Regions from separate parts of the Homo sapiens genome. Here region 2 is linked to region 1. The links are chromatin loops, found by intact Hi-C in ENCODE. Cell type or tissue: PC-9. All regions are shown on one strand. Links, peaks and the distances in the headings refer to the core of each region. The heading gives the core; the rest is flanking DNA. Region 1 overlaps UBE3D (ubiquitin protein ligase E3D). Region 2 has its middle 34 kb from the start of TPBG.

Evidence for each region. Peaks named below come from ENCODE experiments on the same cell type or tissue, not always from the same donor. Only the 100,000 strongest peaks of a DNase experiment are listed, where the experiment ranks them.
Region 2: it touches region 1 in a loop (5-fold over the local background); 2 of 110 quality-filtered maps call a loop at or near these places.

The regions. Positions count from the first base shown.
Region 1 is chr6:83,045,835-83,048,658 of GRCh38, reverse strand. All of the region lies in intron 3 of UBE3D (ubiquitin protein ligase E3D), which reads left to right. Among named protein-coding and RNA genes, the nearest start is that of UBE3D, 19 kb to the left of the region's middle. In PC-9, for the core only: no CTCF peak of the experiment used is centred there; DNase peaks (open chromatin) are centred at 1,098 and 1,398.
Region 2 is chr6:82,395,922-82,398,745 of GRCh38, reverse strand. No RefSeq gene overlaps it. Among named protein-coding and RNA genes, the nearest start is that of TPBG, 34 kb to the right of the region's middle. In PC-9, for the core only: no CTCF peak of the experiment used is centred there; DNase peaks (open chromatin) are centred at 275, 595 and 1,575; H3K4me3 peaks cover 975 bases; H3K27ac peaks cover 2,500 bases.

The DNA.
Region 1 (2,824 bases), core at 195-2,694:
GATGGTTCTAGGACATATTATAGCTTTTATTCACATGATATATGGTCACATTAAGTTTAAAATATCATATTTTGTGTTAATGTGAGTTGTCTCCCAGATCTCTGTAAATCTTGGTGCAATTTTATTTCCCTGATCATGTAGGGGGTTTTGACATTGTTGTCTTTTGCACTGTATTGAGGGTTTGTTTATTGGCACTACATGCAGTATGTCAGGAGACAAAAGATCTTAATGATGGAGAAAGTCCAGGAACCTATTTAGGCCTAACTCCCTCCCACTCTAAACAGGCAATTTATTTGCCCTCTTCTTCTGCTGGTTCTTCTTGGTAAAATTCAAATCTGACCTGTTATTCTGTTTAAAATTCTGTAATGCTTCCTACCCACCTGAGGTACCAAGTCCCTACCCCTTAGCGTGGCCTGGAACACCCCACACAGTTTGCCACCATCCTACCTGCCCAAGTCTCCTCCTCTATGGCTGTTCTGCATTGCCAGGGAAGGAATATATTCTAAGGACCTGCCGTTACTGATCACTTCTGATTCTGTGAACTTAATGCAGATTTTTTTTTTTTTTTTTTTTTTTTTTGAGCTGGAGTCTCCCTGTTGCCCAGGCTGGAGTGCAGTGGCGCGATCTCGGCTCACTGCAAGCTCCGCCTCCCGGGTTCAGGCCATTCTCCTGCCTCAGCCTCCGGAGTAGCTGGGACTACAGGTGCCCGCCAGCACTCCCGGCTAATTTTTTGTATTTTTAGTAGAGACGGGGTTTCACCGTGTTAGCCAGGATGGTCTTGATCTCCTGACCTCGTAATCCGCCCGCCTGGGCCTCCCAAAGTGCTGGGATTACAGGCATGAGCCACCGAGCCCGGCTTAATGCAGATTATTGAACATTTCTGAGCCTCACTTTCCTCCTCTGTACAGGAAAATGGTATTTCCTGTCTCTCAAAGTTGTTGCGAGCATTAAATGAAATAAGGTGTGTTTAGTGGCCACCAAGGGTCTTTTTAAGTTAACTAAACATGTGGACTCACAAGGCTACCACAGGCCACATTCCTTGCCAGCTTGCCAGCAGGGCAGCATCAAGAATTCCTCTCAGCAGGGGCTCTGCATGTTTGCACAAATGACAGCTCACATACCTTTCTGGGGACTGTTGTCTCCCCACACGACGTAGTTCCAGGTACAAAGCCTAAGCTCCACATCAGGGAGGTACGGGAGCTGCCCTGGCTCAGAAGAAGCCTCCTGCCTTAAGCAGCCAGTATCTCTTGTAACAATTCTTGATATAGTTTGTAGGGTTCCCAAGAAGAAACTGCATTCAGGGAAGGCCAAAGTGTCCTATCAGACATTTACAGCTCATTCATATTTCTTCCTGGTTCAGATGCAGTTTACCAACCAAGGATCATTTTTACCGTAAGCAGTGTTGCCTAGCAATATTGTGGATGCCTAAGCTCTTACCTGGTTTCCAGGGTAACAGAGCTAGGTGGCTAAACCAAAGATCAGATTCTCAAGCAGCAAGGGAAAAGGTTTTTAACCCCTTAATTCCAGTGTGCAACAGACGCAACCAGGGGCTTCACACATTATAGTTATCAAAATACGCTAGTTCATTTCTTCAACAAATATTTAAGAGCTCATGATATACGTTAGGAGCAATGTAAGACAGTAGAAATACAGTGGCAAGGTAAACATATATGGCATCTACCTTCATATTGTCTCTTCCATGATGCCCTTAATTCCTTTCACTGCCTGGAGAACTACTATTTATCTTTCAAAGGCCAGCTCAGATGTTACCTCTTCTCTGAAGTCTGTGTACAATCTATTCTTGTAGCAGTTTGTGTTTATTGCCTTGAATTCATGGATTGGTCTTGGGGATCCATGAATCCCCTAAAGTAATATGCAGATTTTGTGTGCTTGTAGAAATGTACATTTGAGGAAAGAGGCTAACACTTTTCTTAAATATTCAAAGGGATCTGTACTGCTCCCCCGGTGCCACCGCCCACCCCCCCCGCCAACTGCAAGAATTTAGAACCGTTACTCTGTTACCAGCATTTATAACATGTGCTTTTGTTATTTGTTTGTAGGTCTATATTTCTTACTAGAACATGAGTACCTTAAGAGAGACGGACTGTATGTGTTCATATTTTGTGCCAGTAGAATGCCTTATTCATAGTAGACTTATAGGAAATGTACGTTGAAAGAATCACTTCTCAGTATGCTTAACAGGCTCAGCACTTTGATGATACCAATGGTGCAGCATATACTAATTTCAAAGGAAAAGTTCTTCCTTATGTTAAACTAAAATCAGCCTTTCTTGTTTCTAGCTTTGTCCTCTGCAGTTATAAATTGTGTACCCTCTTCTGAACTGTAATTGCCCTTTTATGCAACTCAGTTGATTGGGGAAATCAAAGGAAAATGGTTAACATGGGGGAATTGTTAAAAAAAAAAAGTAGCATTCACATTTTAAATGTTTTAACTTATAACATCTGAATGTACATTAATTTACTAGTATTTGTGTTTTGTTAGAAGGAGGAACTTAGCATATATCACCTTAACGAAGTTATCAAGATTAGCATCACTAAGTTGTGTTGATATGATATATTCTCTGATTTGATGTGATGAGAAAGGTACATTTCACTTCTGTGAGATTCTTTCCCCAAATCCATACCACCAGCCTAATCTTGAGACAATATTAGACTAACTCAGATTGAAGAATATTCTGTAAAATACCTGATCTTTGCAAAAATCTCAAGTGTCTGAAAAATAAGGAAATATTGAGAAACTGTTATAGACCAGACGAGACTAGGGAGACATGATGACTAAATGCAAAGTATTATCATAAATTAGA
Region 2 (2,824 bases), core at 66-2,565, 650 kb after region 1:
AGTGGTCTGAGAACCAATCCAACCCTTGCCCCTTGCACCCTTTCACAAACTTTAAGAAAATATTCTCCTCTGAAAGGCAGAAACCTGCTTTCTGGATATGTATCTTACTCTCCCATAACTTAATTTCTATAAAAACATCTTCTCTTCCAGTTTTTATTTAACTGTTATTCTAGTCTGGCCCTAAGGTAATTACATTTCTGACCAAACCTGCACCATCTTAGAATTTACAGAAGTAAACAATTGTTCCTGTGTTTGTATTGTGAGTCACATTTGGCCAAAAAGAATTTGCATTCCTTTAGAAGCTTCTAAAATTACAGCACTTCCTAGTTCAGGAACCAGTAACTTTGGGGTAGAAAGTAAAATGGGTATAAGATCACATAACTGAGCAGAATCAGGGGATATATATTTTAAGTTAGCCCTAATATACACAGTTATTCTTGGACAACTGATTTCCCTTATTTATATAAATCTCCATTTTTCTCTCCTCTACAAACTAAGGAGGGTAATAATACTTGGTATTCTTAAAGTTTGTGAGGGCTAATATTGCTCAAGTGATTTAAGAACATTGGCTAATGGGGTGTTGGAAATGTAGGTCATCATTTATCATCTAGACATGAATGTGAGTCATTAAAGATTGCAATTCCATGAACCTGACAAAATCACTTTAAGCTTTGAAAAATGTACTTAGATGGTTAAGGCAAATTGAAACTACCAGGTGAAATTAGCGTTTCAATTTTTATCTGCATTTTCTTTAACCATATTCTCCCTTTCTCCCTATGCCATAAGTAACTGAGAGGTGATAGCTTATTCAGGCATGTTTTCTTTTTTTTGTTTCCTTTGACTCTGGAATAGATACTCTATGGTACCAATGCCACCATTTCCAGGTCTTTCCTTTCTGTGCTCTTCCTTTCTAACTCAATCAATGAATCCATATTTATCAGGACATTGTATTAGATCATCCTTTTTCTGTTTCCAGATTATTTCCAGGTTCTGGCTCTTACCTTGTTATGAGTGCATACAAGCAACACACAGCCTTCTAACATTGATATGTCTCTTTAATCATAAAACATGGGACAGGACACAGAATATGGGCACAGGAGTTCACTCTGGCAAAGCATAGCTCTTGCATGATAAATCTCATTCTATGTATTCTGCAAAGTCCAGTTTGGTTTATGCTTTAGTCTCATGAGAATCCCAGCCTACCCATGAATCCTTCCGGAGATGACCTATCTCTCTGTTATGAAGACACAAAGTGAAATCTGTTTAATGCATGAAATGTAATTATTCTTTACTCTCACTGAATGTTAATGTATATTTACAAAGCTGCACCAAGTTGGGAAATATATTTTGCATTTTTAGTAGAATACCATATTTATACTGCAAAGTTTTTGTTTTATGAATATTTTATTGAAGAATAGCTGGGAATGGGTTATCCAATTCAAGGTTTTATTTGCCTTTTGTATATTTATGTGGGTTTGAAAGAGGAAACACTTGCTTTTATATCTGCTAAGATTAGTCACAGGTAATTGTGGTTAGGTTTGCTGAAATTCCTCATCCTAATGATGCAAACAAAAATCACAAAGCACAGAGCTTTTGGTTTCAGAGGTGACTCACAAAGTCTAGCAATCCATCTTGGAAGTCTTAGCAGGCCTATTTTTGGGCTGTTCTCCACACATGGCAAGGCTGAAGAATCCCAGGTGTTCTTGCTGAGAGCACAGTGAGAGCATGAGGATTGCCCTGAGAAGCAAGAAAATGCTCATTAAAGCAGGTTTCTGGTGGGAGATGACTCTGACTGGCAGGCCTGCATTCCTCCCTGTGGTGACCCCTTTCCTTGTTAGAGAGGGGGTCTGATGTCCAAATGTATCTGGGTTTAATGAGTAGCTGTTCACTGGGGACCCAGAGATGGCAAAGTGCTTGCTTGGTGAACCAAGAACAGCATATCGTTTATTTTGTGGATACGACACTGTTTAAATAATGTAAAAGTTTTTCTTTTGTGAGACGCTTTCCATGCCTTAGTAATTCTGAATGGCATATGTGGATATAGGAAACCTGAGGCTATGGTATAAATGGACTAACCAGGTTGGCTGAATTAATGATTCTGACAAAATCCCTAAATTCTTAAAAATAATTTGATAAGATCAACAGACATTTATGTCCCTACTGTAAATGAAGATGGAATAAAATTAGGAATTCTTCCCATAGGTCTGCAGATGTAGAATGGTTAATCAGGTGAAAAGATATTTAAATAACAGACCAGGGAATTAGGCCACCATATTGATTTTTTTAAATTGTTTTAATCTGTCAGATACTTACTAACTGCAAGCATATTTTGTCTTGCAGGGCATATTTCAACAAAATGGCAAATAATATGTATTTTGGTGAAACCAAAATTGAGTAATTGTATATAACAAAATTGTGAATAGCAAAGTAGCAATTTATATATGGCTAAGAATAGAATTTTATACAAAATATAGAGTGCAATGTCTGTGTGAGAAAATGCATGACAACAACGACAGTGTTAAAGTCCTCGAGAAACACCACATGTGTATCATAAGCTAAGCTAAGCATTTACTTGGAATTAAGTGCCAAGAAAAAATATTATTTCCCTGTGGCATGATATTTTGAAAGACCTCTCCATCACTTAAAAGTAAGGTGTTTTTTTTTTTCTGTCAGTATTCTAGAAATAAATTTGAAAGCACTTAAGGTATATGGAAAATTTTCTACTATTATTAGTATAAAAAACAACTGCGAAGGAAAACTCAGTGCTTTCCAAATCAACGTGTTTAATGCCCTGTTTATAGAATCAACTGTATCAACCACTTCA